Linked DNA regions of Homo sapiens: region 2 is linked to region 1. The links are chromatin contacts, found by Hi-C or POLR2A ChIA-PET in ENCODE. All regions are on one chromosome and are shown on one strand. Each heading gives the region's core, a stretch centred on a gene start or an enhancer-like site at or near the end of the contact. The rest is flanking DNA. Distances are from core to core; before and after follow the strand shown.

The links. Hi-C counts contacts between places; a loop is a spot of excess contacts on that map. ChIA-PET counts read pairs that join two places held with the same protein, here RNA polymerase II (POLR2A). Pooled maps may share reads with other maps.
Region 2: a loop to region 1 is called in a map of CD14-positive monocyte, with 3 times the contacts of the local background. The contact joins two enhancer-like sites. A Hi-C loop is called at or near these places in 2 of 168 maps with a recorded cell type or tissue (CD14-positive monocyte and transverse colon), 1 of 37 single-sample maps with no recorded cell type and 1 of 50 pooled maps. POLR2A ChIA-PET finds 5 or more read pairs at or near these places in 3 of 52 experiments (B cell, OCI-LY7 and Panc1).

Annotation. Positions count from the first base shown.
Region 1 is chr1:4,021,212-4,028,473 of GRCh38, forward strand. No RefSeq gene overlaps it. Among named protein-coding and RNA genes, the nearest start is that of LINC02780, 49 kb to the left of the region's middle. RefSeq lists an enhancer at 5,301-5,801. Within about 2 kb of position 6,005, at least 3 of the 41 ENCODE cell types and tissues checked have a DNase peak (open chromatin) inside an H3K27ac peak, as active enhancers do.
Region 2 is chr1:4,079,828-4,087,152 of GRCh38, forward strand. No RefSeq gene overlaps it. Among named protein-coding and RNA genes, the nearest start is that of LINC02780, 110 kb to the left of the region's middle. Within about 2 kb of position 4,249, at least 3 of the 41 ENCODE cell types and tissues checked have a DNase peak (open chromatin) inside an H3K27ac peak, as active enhancers do.

The DNA.
Region 1 (7,262 bases), core at 4,755-7,254:
ATGCGTGGACAAGGGTCATGCCTAGCCCCGGGCAGCCCGGAAGCCATCAGGAGAGTTCTGGCACAGACAGAGACTGGGAGAAGTAAGCTGCATGGGCAGACGGGGGCACGGGGCGACCTGTGCAGGGCGGGGACCACGCTTGGCACCCATCTGCTCCTGCCTCTCCCCACTCAGCCTGGAGCTGTCCCGAGATGCTTGCAGCTTTGATCTGAGTGGAGACAGATGCTGCCCATCGGGGACACAGACCCATCCCCGTTGTCCGTTAGTGCCAGTCCCTGGGCTCTGGGTGGGCAATGCCAAGTGAAGTTGAAGCTGGCTTGCCCCCTTTTATTTCTCTCTTTCTTAACTCAGGAAAATGTATTTCAAGGGCTGCATCCCTGCAAGGAAACTGGAAATGTGGGAGATGAGCAGTCTGTGTGTGTTCGCCAGCAAGTCCCTTGAGACCGAGCTGACCTCCCCAGGGCAGAGCCAGAGAGCCCGCGGGGGCCTTGCCTGGCCCACATCACAGAGTGGACCTAGCTGCCCAGTGAGGAAATGGGTGGCAGGGGCTCAGGGTCAGCCTGCCTGTGTGCTAGCTCTCCCCCAGGCCCCAGAGGAGGAGTCTCCTTCTTGTTGTCTTGCCTGAGATGGAAGCTGTATGAGTCAGGCTTCTCTGGAGATGAACCAATTGGATATAGATATGGAGAAAGAGAGGGAGAGTGCTAGAGAGATTACAAGGAATTGGCTCATGTAATTGTGGGGCTGGCAAGTCCAAAAAGTGGTACTCAGCAGGCTGGAGACCCAGGGATGAATTGATGAGACTGCAGGGAGAACGCCTCCTCTTTGCGGGAGCCTCCATCTTTACCATCACCTGATTGGACAAGGCCCACTCACACTCCAGAGTCTGCTGGTTTAAATGTTAATCACATCTTGGCCAGGTACAGTGGCACATAATTCCAGCGCTTTGGGAAGCTGAGGCAGGCAGATTGCCTGAGTCCAGGAGTTCAAGACCAGCCTGGGCAATGTGGCAAAACCCTATCTCCAGAAACAAAAGAAGTTAATCACATCTGAAGAGTCCTTTCATAGCAACGTTGAGACTACTGTTTAACCAAATGTTTGGGTACCATGGCTTAGCCAAGCTAACACATAAATTAACCATCACAGGATCACACCCCACCAAGACCAAGAATGTGGGAGAATCCTGGGGCTCCCCTAGGGTGGTGGGAGACACGCTATCCTGTGTCCTGAGAGGAAGGCACCCTCCTCCCTTCTGGGGTCTCAGCCACACTCGGGGCTGGTTTGCTTTCACCATCACAGTGTCTGCTTCGAGGGCGGATCTTCAAGGACAGGGATTAGGATGGATGCGGGGTGGTGAAGGTGCTGGGCTGCAGAGGCAGGGGGTTGAGAAGACAGTGCGGAGTGTGAACTTCCATAGGTCTGGCCCCTTCCTGGGCCTCAGTTTCCTTTGTTGAACAAAAGCATCATGGCACAACTTTCTTTTGCATCTTGTAAGTAGGGCCAGGGGAGCTGCTGAACAGCCTGCAATGTCCAGGACAATGAAGAGGTTTTTGGCCCCAAACGTCAGTGGCGCTGAGCAGAGCAACCCTGATTTAGCGACTCCTTGTTGGTCCTGGCTCCCAGTGTGTTGGGGACGTGATGCGGGTGACTCTGCTGTGGGCTCACAGGCTCTGCTGGTTCCATGGACAGAAATAAAGTGGAACTTCATGCTGCTGGAACTCGGGCGGTTGTGCTGCGTTGCACCCTCCTCCTTTGCGAGCGGTGACCTTGAAGGCTGGCTTGGGGCCGTCGTGAAGGCAATGGGAGCCGGGTTGCTGAGGTGGAGCCCCGGGGAGCCTGCCAGAAGGAAGCAGAGGAGAATTTGGCCCTTAGGCTGCTGAGAGACTGAGGAGGAAATGGGGAGAAATGGAAAGGCACCCATAGGACTCATCAGGGAAGTGGAGGAGAAGGAAAGTCACTTTGGAGAGGGCACATGGTGGGCATTTGAACAGGAACTCGTGTTGTTGGAAACTTTCTCCAACAGCTCAGCCTGAACTGGTCCAGGGTCTCCATGAACCTCCTCTCCCCAGCTCCTGGCCTCCAGGCTCCTGTGTGGGCCCCTGAGCCCACCTGCCACTGTGCCCTGCAGCTCCCGTGACCCAGGGGCTGGCATGGAGGAGCAGGTGGGCCCTCCTAGCACCTGCCACACACTGGCTCCTGTAGCTTGAAATATTAATACTCTATTGACCTGAGTTTCTTTTGGCATCTCAAATTAATTTCATTTTATTTGGACCATGATGGAGTTTAACATAAGATAAAAGCAAACCTTTGCCAACCTCAGACAGTTTAATAACCAAAATATTTGATTAAAAATTTTAATAGTTTGGAAGGATGGAACATGTAGGATCGGGACAAATTAAGCCTCTGCCATTCACATTGATGTACATTTTTTCTGCCTGGAATGGGGAAATCTATTGTCTTACTACTTTTCCAAGGGAACCAGAAAAAAAATTAAACTCTTTAAAACAAGGTTTTCTTACAAAATGAACTTCCATTCTGACAGCATGCCTCTTCTTTATTTACTGGGAGTCACAGGTGTGCAGGGAGGTGAGTCCTCAGCCTCCACCGCCCTGCGCGGGATCTGTGTGTTGGTCTCCTGGGGCTGCTGTAACAGATGCCACAAACCAAGGGGCTTAAAGCAACAGGAATGTATTCTCTCACTGTTTCAGAAGGCAGAGGTCCAAAGTCCAGGCGTCCTCAGGGCCATGTTCCCTTGGAGGCTCCGGAGAGAGTCCTTCCTTGTCCCCTGGAGTTTCTGGTGGCTGTGGCCACATTGCCCCAACCTCTGTCTCTGTCTTCATGGCCTTCTGCCCCTTGTGTGTCTCCTCTGTGTTTCCTGGAAGGACACTCATCCATGGACTTAGGGCCCACCTGGGCAATCCAAAATAACCTCATCTTGAGATCCTTCACTTAATTACATCCACAAAATAAGGCCACATTTTCCAAATAAGGTCATAGCCACAAGTACCAGGAATTAGGACTTAGACATATCTTTTTGGGGCCATTATATTTCAACCCATTAAAAGCCTCATATCAACCTGGGAGGAGGGTGATCATTGAAGAAGCTGATTGTCTCTGGCCCAATGAGAAGGAAGCATGACCAGATTTGGGTTCCTGTGCTGGCGCTGTGGTGGAAAGAGCACCCCTGATCCTGGCTGGTGGGGAGGGCAGGGGGTGGTATGGACCGGATGTTTATGTTCCCCCAAAATTCATATTTGGGAGCCATAACCCCCAGTGTGATGCTATTAGAAGGTGGGGCTGGTGATTAGGAGGTGATTAAGGTTAGATGAGGTCATGAAGATGGGCCCCCATGATGGGATTAGTGCCCTTATAAGAAGAGACACAAGAGAACTTGTTTACTGCTCCCCTACCCCTGCCCAATGCCGTGCAAAGACACAGTGAGAAGGTGGCTGTCTGCAAGCCAAGAGAGAGCCCTGACCAGGAACTGACTGTGAGGAAGAAATGTTTAAGCAGCTAGTTTCTCGTATTTTGTTATGACGGTCCAAACTAAGATAGTGAGGTCAGCTTTCAGGAAGTCAGCACAGATGTCTTGATCACTCTCCAATTCTCCTTATGTCTATCTGTCTATCTATCTATCTATCTATCTATCTATCTATCTATCTATCTATCATCTGTCATCTCTATCATCTATCCTTTCATCAATCTGTCATATATTTATCTTCTATCTATTATCTATCATCTGTCTCTCTATCACCTATCTATCTTCTACCTGTTATCTATCATCTATCTATCAACTTCTATCTATATATCATCTATATATCTACTATCTATCATCTGTCTATCATCTACCTTTCTATCTTTTATCATCTGTCTACCTATTATCTGTCATCTATCTACCTATTATCTATCTATCATCTATCTGTCTACCTGTCATGTGTTTATTATCTATCTAGCTATCATCTCTATCTAGCTATCATCTATCTATCTATCTATCTATCTATCTATCTATCTATCTATCTATCTATCCATCCATCCATCCATTCATCCCTCTGTCTCAAGGGCTTGGAATGTATGTATCTTTGAACCAGAAGTGTTCCTCTTCTAGGAATTTATTTATCCTAAGGGGCACTTCAAACAGGCATTGAGCTGTACACTCTGGATGCCAGCTGCAGTAGGGTCTTTAATACTGAAAAATAGGAAAAGATCATGTCTAAAATAGGGGACTGGCTGCATAAATGAATTGGAGCCATAGGATATTTACTAACACGAACTGATACTTGCTGACTGAAACCATAGGATGTTTACTGACATGCTGCATTGCTCCATGAAAAAAGGTTGGAAAGGAGAATAGAATATAGGGCACCAATTTTACAGACAGGACTAGGCAGAGGAAGGGACCTGGCAGAAGAGTCAGATGTTAATAGCCTCTAGTTCTCAGGATCACAGGAGATATTTGTAAAATGTATGTTTTCTCTGTTTTCTGTTTTTCTGCATCTTTCAGGAGATGCTGATGAAGTCCTGGGATCCAGAGAAGTGGTTTTGGCCCCCAGAGAGCTCCTAGTGTAGCTGGAAAAAAAAAAAAAAAGAAACAGACACAAAAGACACATAGGCACCTATGTATAATGCCATGTGGTTGTCAGGAACAGACCATGGACAAAGTCATCGTGGCAGGGAAGGTTGGGCAGGATGTGGGAGGCAGGTCCTTCCCAGCAGAGGAACAGCCGGGACAAAAGCCTGGCCGTGGGTGCAGTTGTGCTGCGTTAGGGTGCAAATGTCTGGCAGGCTGGGGTGCAGAGCATGTATAGAGAGGAGAGGAGAGGGAGGCTGGGAGCTGGGTGAGGACAGAGACCACCATGGGGAACTGCTGAGTTCTTAAAAAATATATAGTAGACGATAAAAATACTATAAGTATAAATTTAGATGTGCAGCATGATATTTTGATACATATAGATAGTAAAATGGTTATGATAGGCAAGCAAATTAACATATTATCTCGCATAATTACCTTTTTTTTTTTTTTGGTGGCAAGAGCAAAAATCCTGAGCGCAATGCAGTATTATGAAGTATCATCCTCAGGCTGTGCACTGGACCTCTAGAGCTGTTCAGCCTCTGTATCTGCTTCGTATCCCTTGGCTCACATGTCTCCAGTTCCTACCCCAACCCCACCATGACCATGTTTTATTTTCTATCTCCTTTTTAAAAAAGGAGTAAAAAGGAGTAGCCTCCATTTTTTTTTTTTTTTTTTTTTTTTTTTGAGATGGAGTCTCGGTCTGTCGCCCAGGCTGGAGTGCAGTGGCACGATCTCAGCTCACTGCAACCTCTGCCTCCAGGGTTCAAGTGATTCTCCTGCCTCAGCCTCCCAAGTAGCTGGGACTACAGGCGCCTACCACCACGCCCGGCTAATTTTTTGTATTTTTGGTAGAGACGGGGTTTCACCGTGTTATCCAGGATGGTCTCAATCTCCTGACCTCGCGATCTGTCCACCTCAGTCTCCCAAAGTGCTGGGATTACAGGCGTGAGCCACCGCGCCCAGCCGCCCCCTTTTTAAAAAAAGATTCCACGTGGATACTGAGGACGGCTTGTCCGTGTCCCACAGTGGGGCTTGGTCTTCTCCCAGGGGGCCTTGGGAGCTATTGCGTTTTAAGTGGGTACATGACGAGACCGCAGCTGGGCTTTGGGAGCTCATGGGGTTCCGTGGAGGATGGAGTGGTAGGAGATGATTCTGGAAGCTGGGGCACCAGATTAGGGGCCAGGGCAGTGAGTGCTCCAGAAACTTCCATCCCTGGCACCGGAACCACACATTGCTTGTCTATGATGCCATGATCCCACCTTGGGGACAGGGGGCACTGTCATCTGAAAACTCTCCAGGCTACTATTCCTGATGGAGACCCCCATTTCCGTGGCGGCCCCTGACGCCGGCTGTCCTCCAGGAATAATCTGGGGTCCGCTGGTGCCGCCGTGGCTGCCGTTGCATTTATTTATGTCTTCAGCACTGTGGGGAGAAGTGGCACAGGCCTGGATTCCCCAGGGAGACAGTAAACTGTCAAGCTTGTGTTTATTATTATAACACGCATTTTGAAACTCCACAAATCTCCGATCCAGGGAGAGATGGAAATACATTAGCCTCAAAACATACTTCAAAATACTTCGGTCTCAAAAAAACCTCTCAAGTCCAGCAAATGGGTTCAGGGACCCAGGGAACCCAAATCGCCCTCAGCCCTTGTTGAGAAAATCACTTTCTGGTGAGCGATCGAAGCCACTTACTGCACTTTATTATGTTGCCTCAGCAAGATGGGTTTGGGCAGAGAAGAAAGTACAAGAATGGAGTTTAATCAAACTCGAGCCTGGCCTTGGGAATAGCTGAAAAGTTAGCATTAAAACAACAGCTGCAGGTGAAGCTATTTCGCCGGCTGCATCACCGCAGCCACCCCCTCTTCTGTCGGGCACCGTGGGAGGGTGGGGGCGGGGAGAGCATCGGAGTGGTGAAAAGAGGTGCGATCAAAGCACAGCCGGGTTTCTGTTCCTGTTTTCTGGTCCCTTCGCTGTTGAGTTTCCAGGCGCCCCACCAAAAGGTGTGGGGTTGCTCTGCTCTGCCTGAGAATCACCCTCCATATCCAGACCTGGAGGAGTGCCCAGGGTTGTTGAGCTTTGCTGGAGAAAACTGGTAGCTTAGGATATTCATGGAGCTGAGCTGGGGTTCCAAGGACACGATCCCACTGCAGGGTCCTCCTCAGCGTGCTGACAATGTCTGCGTAGTGGGAGGGCCAGCCCCAGACTCAGATGCAGTGGAGGCTGCTGTGCCTGATGAGTTTTTTTTTTCTTTTTTTCTTTTTTTCCGGGTCCCTCCAGCCCCAACAGCCTGTCCTGGTGCAGTCCTTCCCTCTGACCTGGCTTGAAATTTCTCCCAGGCCAAGGCAGTGAGCCATGATCCCAATTCCATGTCAGGGGCAAGAGTGAATTCTGGGTTCCGAGGCCTAACTATCTCGTCTTTCCACTAGCCCAGGAAAGTGAACTGCAAAACTTCTTTAAAAGGGTCCAACTAAGCAAGCCCTTCCTATCTTCAGAGGCAGCCTGTGAATGTGAATGTACGAAAGGAGATTTGCTTCTGCGGCATCCCAGGAGGCCATAGGGGCCATATCGGTTCTCCTCTAGATAGGCCAGTGGTTCCCTTATAGACGCTGAAGGAGAAGCTAATGTGGGGAGAAGAAAAGGTGAGCTTCTAACAGCTGAGGGTGGGAGTTTTCTTAGGGGAGAGAAAAAATTGT
Region 2 (7,325 bases), core at 2,999-5,498, 57 kb after region 1:
AGCCAAACCATATCACACCTCCCAGCAATGATTTGTGACAAGGCGCATGGAGCACGGCAACTGTGAGCTTCCTGGGCCTGGATGCCCAGAGTCTTCAGGGGGCCTTTTCATACAGACATGGCCTACTGACCTCAGTCTCCAGCCCCCAGAGGTTGAGCTGATGCCTCAAGGCCCAAAGTCCCCACCCTAAATCACACTGTGAGATGACCCCGCATGGCCCAGGGCCCCCAGGTACACAAGGACCCTCTTATCAGGCAGAACATTCCAGGGCCCAGAGACACCCCCTGGGGTCAAGAAAAAGGCTAGCCTTCTCTCTGGGAAGAGTTGACTTCTCGGTGCACACTGTCTCTTTCTCTCAGCTGTGACCTCATGGCTGAGGATGAATACATTCAAACGTGCTCCTTATATTTTCAGAGATGTGTATTTAGAGGAATTGGGTGAGCCCCGAGTCAGGATGAAATTTCCACCTGACAGTGCCTTCCAGAAGAACTGTCTTCCTCCTGACCATTGAGAAACTCCCCACCCTGGCCCAAGGCATGTTGGCCTCTCTTGCCCTAAATACAGTCAAGGGTTGACCTCCTCATAACAAAAACCTAATTTGTGTGAACTGTTTAGAGGGTCCAGGTGGTGGATGTGGATATTTCCACCTCTAGGCTCAAATGACCAAAGAAAAGGCTAGAGATGCCCAGTGGGTCGGAATGATGGGCTGCTGACTAGAACATGATGGAGACTATGGGTTAGCCCAATCTTTGTGATCTAGGGAGATAAAGACAGGCAGGGTCTTGTTGGCAGATTATTTGTGAATAATGTTCAGTGAGTGGAAAATGAATGGGTAGATGGTTCATTGGATAGAAGAATAGATGGATAGATTGAAAGAAGGAAGGAAGGATGAGTGGAAGAAGGGATAGCAAACACCACATGTTCTCGTTCATAAGTGGGAGTTGAACAATGAGAACACATGGACACAGGGAGGAGAACATCACACACCGGGGCCTGTCAGGGTGTGGGGGTCTGGGAGGGGGATGACATTAGGAGAAATACCTAATGTAAATGATGAGTTGATAGGTGAAGCAAACCAACACGGCACATGTATACCTGTGTAACAAACCTGCACGTTGTGCACATGTACCCCAGAACATAAAGTATAACAAAAAAGGAAGGATGGATGGTTGAATGGATAAATGGAGGGTTGGATGGATGGATGGGTGAGTGGAAGCTGGATGTACAGAAGGAAGGATAGATGGTTGAATGGATAAATGGAGGGGTGGATGGATGGATAGAAGGATGGATGGGTGGATGGTGGATAGATAGATGAAGGGATGATGTATTAGTCTTTTTTTGTTGTTGTTATAAAGAAATACCTGAGGCTGCTGGGTCATTTATAAAGAAAAGAGGCTTAATTGGCTCATGATTCTGCAGGCTTTAGAGAAAGTGTGGTGCTGGCATTTGCTCAGGATCTGGTGAAGCCTCAGGAAGCTTCCAATCATGGTGGAAGGCAATGGGGAGCCAGCAGGTCACATGGCGATAGCAGGATAAAGAGAGTGAGGGGGAAGGTGCCACACTCTTTTAAACAACCAGATTTCATGTGAACTCAGAGAGAGGCAACTCACTTATCACCAAGGGGATGACACTAAGCCATTCATGTTCCAATCACGTTCCCACGATCCAATCATGTCCCACCAGGCTCCACCTCCAAAGCTGGGGATTACATTTCAACATGAGACAAACGTCCAGCTGTATCAGATGGATAGATGGATGCATGTATGGAAGGATGGACAAGTGAGGCGGGTGTTTGAGCAATGTGATACATGGAAGGAAATTACCATGGGTAAGAAGCCCAGTGCTCTGGGGCCTTGCGGAGTGGCGCAGGAGCTCTGGCTGGCCAAGGTTGGTATGAGAATCGAATGAAATAGTGCAGGTGATGCACCTAGTGCAGTATCAGGCACAAGCTCGGCTCTCGGTAACAAGCAGCTCCTGTCTCCCATTTCCCCTGTGGGTTCACTGTGCCCACGTGTCCATGGGTCTGTGCTCCTGTCTCCAAAGGTCCCACTGTGAGCTCTTCTCCACCCCACGGTTCAGCCTGTGTCCAACAGATGTGCCCGTTGGGGCAGAGTGAGGGGAGGGCGTCCCCTCCAGGAATGCCACGCCTGGTCGTGGGGTGTCTGACCCCTCCACAGGGATGCTGCATCTGCCTTTAACTCAGCACTTGTTGTTTTGACTCCACCCCCTCCCACAAGCATCCGGAACTCCTCTCTGTGGCTGTGTACCAGACACTGTCATCCTCAGGAGGCTGCCCAGCCTGTTGGGCTGGGTGCGGACGGCCTTTCTTCCTGGATCTTCATCGCTCAGGAAATGGTGGACACAGTCCTGCCCCGACAGGCTGGACGCAGGGTTGGCCGGGGGCATGGTCCCTGTCCCTCCCTGAGGGAGTCTGTTCTTCCTGGAGGGAAAAACTGCCCCTGCTTATAGCCTTGGCCCCATCAGAACTTGCTTCCAAATATTCCCTTTGTGGGGCTGGGGACGCCCACTGGGCTGGGGGTGCTACACTGGCCTTGAAGTCCTGGCCACCTGCCAGGGTCAACATCAGAGCCCCTGGAGGAGGGGGCACAGGCTTGAAGGCTGCTGCTCCAGGACTGTCCTCCCGGCTGGCTTCCTCCATAGTCGGAGCACCGTCCTTTACTGGGGGAGGGAGGCTGGGGGTGTTGACTCACAGAAAATGTCTAATTGCCTTGTCCATCAGGCTCCTGCCATTGCCCTGGGACTGCCGCCGGAGTGAGAGGAATCTCGGCTTCTCCGGGGAAGCCCCGGTGGAGCGTGAGGAGCCTGTGATCACTGATCAATTATTCTTTATTAAGTGTATTTCCTGCATTAGTCATTTCTTTGCTGCTTCATTAGCTTCTTCTCAGCTTTCAGTGGATTGTGGGCACCACAGAGTACAAGATAATTTATTTTATTAGGCAATTTATTTTCCGGGTTCATTTTTAAAGGGCAATTAATCAATTTAAATGGAGAGGTGAAGAATGGGGACCCAAATACTCCTGGGACAAAAGTGACATTATCAACACCTTTGGGGGGAGAAAGCTTTGCTTTTTATTCTGACTTGGGAACAAATCAGGCGGGAGCAGGTGGAGCACCTTAGCATTGAGGATGGGGAGGGCTCACTGTCCCTGGACTCCAAGCACTGCTTCCTTGCTGCCCTGGAAGGTGGCAGCTGCAGCAGGAAGCAGAAGAAAGGGGCCTCTTGGGGAAGTGGGCAGGAGGGAGACTGAGGACCGGGGTCTGGCTGTTTTGTCATTAGAGTCTGTGCCAGGAGCCGGCCTCCTGGAGAATAAGGAAAATTCATGCAGCTGATCCCGTCTGTGAAACTGAAATCAGACTCAGACTCTCCCCTGTGCCTCGTAAATAATAAATAAAAACACATAATGAATATTTAACCAGAGAGAAACATGCTCTAAGCCAAAAGTAAACTGTCAATGAATGGTTTCATCTGCTGCATCCAGCGGGTTGCCTTTGCGTCCAAATTTCTATGTGGACCAGGGAGACGAGGACTGATTGGAAGCTTGTGCATTTCTCCCTGGGGTGGATGTGATCCAGCTCCACTTTCTGACTTCCAGCTTGCTGATTTCTGAGCGGCAGGGAACGATCTGGTTCACGAGAGGAAAACAATGGGTGCTCTTCAGGAAAGCAGGATTGTGCTAGGCAGATATCTTCTTCATAAGATGAGTTTCTGTGTGATTAATATTATTAACAATCGGCTATTGTGTAAAAAGTGTTAACAGCAGCCAGGAGTGAATGCTCCCCCTGTGTGGGGAATTGTGAACATGTGATCTCATTACACCCCTTCAAGCACAAAGCAGGTCTCATTCCTGTTTTGCAGCATAGAAGACGGAAGCCAAGAGAGGCCCTCTCGCTGGCCTGCCCTCAGGGCACTGGACTTGAACTCAGGCCTCTGCCTGTCCAGCTTGGCTGGTCTTAGGATGCTGTTCCCTTACGTCCACCACACATATGCTTCTGAGGAAACAATGCACGGCCCCGGCCGTAAGCGGCCCGCAGCCTTGGGCGAGATGGACATTTCTCTGTGGGTGCCTGCTGATGCCCTGGTGGACCCTGGTGGACCCTGGCAACTACTCTGTCTGCTAGGTCGTTGGTTGTTTCAGGACAAAAGCCATGAAACAACTTTGCTTACATGTTTCACAGAAATCACATGACGTCTTCAATAATCGTTAAAGGCTGGGCATGAACCACACGTCAGGGCTGGCTGGCTCCCTGGAGCGAAGTCCAACAGGGCGCCTGCTCGTGGGTTATCACATCCAGAAAGAATTGGCATGTTATTCTATGTTTGTAAACATTTGTGCTTTTTCTTACTTTTGCTGGGTGATGTAATCTGTTCCTAGTTCACAAAGATAGACCCATGGTTCAAAAGCAGTTAGGTAAAGCATAAAATTAGTGATACAAATGGAAACATAAACAGCACAGCTTAGAATAACTGAAACAATGTAAATAGTGTGTGCCTGATTCCAGTACAAATATAGAAAGCCATCCTGCAATCTGCGCCCCTGCTGGGGCAAGTCTAGGAAGATTTTGCATATGCAGCAGAAAGGAAAAGCTTAGAAAATTACAGCAGAGAATACCTGAAAGCCAAAACTTGCTGGGATAGTGACTCCATTGCTCTTTGTCACCAGGCTGTGATCCCTTACAAGACTTTCAAAGAGTGACATGACACCGTGGAAGTTTCAGAGCATTTTCCGAAGAGCAGAGTGGAGGCTCTCGTCAGCCAAGTGAGCTGTTCTTGACAAATGCTAAATTAGGTTTCCCAGCACAAAATTGATGAGTGATACATTTTGTCAACCACGAACAGAGAAGAGATCAGAACGAAGGTTCATAACTGCACAGCACATGGCAATGAGAGGTGCGTGTCAGGCTGCTGCTGAGAAGTTTGAAAAAACCAACTGCAAAGTTAAGTTGTCTATCATGCTGGGAGGGGATGGGATGATGATGGCAGCATTCCCTCATCCCAGGATGCCGTTGAACACAGCGTGTGTAAATGTCATTCCCAGTGTGTGTGCACATCAGCCCGCCTCTCGCTGCATGGCTGGATGAAGTCCCCCTTGTGGGAGAAGAGCTGAGGACACCCAGGTCCATGTTACAGGTGAAGAGTTTTTGCATGGCCAGTGATGCTTCTGTGAGTTTCATTGAAGACTTGAAAAGCTACATGTGGTCAGCCCCAATGGCGTGCCCACCTAGCATGTGCATCCTGATGGGGCTCTGGTGCACACGTCCCCCAGGGACCCGAGTGCTGACAGGCTCTGTTAGCAGGAGCAGGGAGTAGTTCTCACCACAGATAGTGAGGTTGAGACCAGGACCTTCATCTTTCCAGGGTTCCGAGTGGTACAAGGAAGAGGGCAGAGGGAAGCCACATTCCACTTTCCAATGGAAGCTGGGGGGACTGTGCTTAGACAAGCATTTGAAATGAGAGATGGACTGAAAATAGCTCTTCACCTTCTTCACAGACCAGGAAAGGTCATGGATGGGCAAGAGCATGGTTTGAAAGCCAAGAATAAGACACTGGAATTGTTTAAGAAGATGGTTCCATGGGAAATGGCTCCATGTTCCAGATTTCATTCTCTCTCTACTTGACACGGCTTTTTTTTTCTTTGCTGATTGGAGCAGGAAATCAATAATGCATATTGGAAATATTTAGAAACTCCATCCAAAGTTGCATTAGCATGTAAAGGATCTCTAGAGTCCAGTGCGACAGACAGCTCCCTCTATCTTTCCCCACATGTTGAGACACTTAAGTTCCCAGCCTTGAACAACCTGCCATCCCACAGAACTCTGAAAGTGGCTTCAGTGAGAAATTCTTCAATGCTGGTCTTCGCTGCCTGCGACTCCTGCAGCCCCAGATGGTGGGCCGGGATGGTGGGAGGGAAAAGCAAGCTGAGAACAGCTGCAAGGTTGTCTAGGATTCAAGTCATCTTCATTAAGCCAACTCTAGGGGGCCTGTGAGGGTTCACAGACACCATCTATCTCTCGACATTTTCACCATGGTCTTTAATCTTTAAATGCTATGTTTTACTCTCCTTTAAGGAGTTACCTGAGAGCTGTTGGTTGGTATGTGGGCCCAATGCCTGTTAAGTCATATATATACTGTGGGCCAAAGTTTCAGCTCCGATGGCTTGTGGTCAGCATTTGATGTCATGATGGACAGAGAGAGCATTTGTTTGGTGCCTACTGGGTGCCAGAAGCCAGTCCTGGGCTCCTGCCCCCAGGGAGGAGCCCCAGCCCTCTGCTCAGATGCCCCCTTTGCTTTAGCTGGAAGGATATGGGGAAAAAGGGCCTCCGCCAGTGTCTCTCTCACTGAGCATTCTCCCTGGGGTCACATCTCCCCTCAAACCTGATCTGATAACTATGTGACCATGGAAGTTTGCAAAGAGGGAGGCTCTGAAGAGGAAAGTGGGTTCTGACCAGCTGCAGCTGCAGAGGGCTGGTGGGCAGGGTGCTCCGGCGGGGGGCTCCGGTGCTCAGTGCTCCTGTCCTGTGGCCATTCTGCCCCAGAGAAGCAAAAAATCTGTATTAAACTCTGTATCGAAGATGAGGAAGAGAGACCTGTGTCAAACTCTGTATCGAACATGAGGAAGAGAGACCTGTGTCAAACTTTGCTGCCCTGTGCAGCAAGAGGGAGAGAAGCCTTCAGAGCACCTTGTTCCAGAGACTCCCCGTGGGCTGCAGGAGCTGGGCACTGCTGAGCTTTCTGCAGGAAGCCTTGGCCCCTTCTGGTGGAGGCGTCCTTCTGTTTTCCAGAAGGCCTCTGTCGCCAGAGCTCGGCTAGGGATTGCCGAAGGGAACTAAGTAATTAGCCCCAATTTATATTAATGACATTTTAGATTAGCTGCAGCTGAGCCTGGCCTCCGTCCTGCGCACTGGGGACCTAGATGTGAAGGGGAAATGTGAAAATGTAAATAAAAAAGCAAAAAAGACAAAATAATGGCGCCAGTTGTGTAAAAGGGAAAATGTGGGAGGAGGCGGGAGGGTAAGGGGACGAAGCTGGGAGCACCTGGAGTGGGTGCCTTGGGCTGCCCTCACACCCACAAGGGCCCCTCCCTCCTGGTCATCTGTGATGCCCCCACCCACATCACCTATGAGGGGCCCTGCAGCCACATTCACTGACCTCCACCCCATCCCCTAGTCGAAGGCGATTGGTGCAGGGGCCAGTCAGAGCTGCTCCCCACCCTGGAGTCCACATAAGAGCATGGAAAGGTCACTCCCGGCAGGTGGCCACCCCCAGATGGTGGCAATGGGTGCAGGCTCTGAGCCCTCTGCTTATA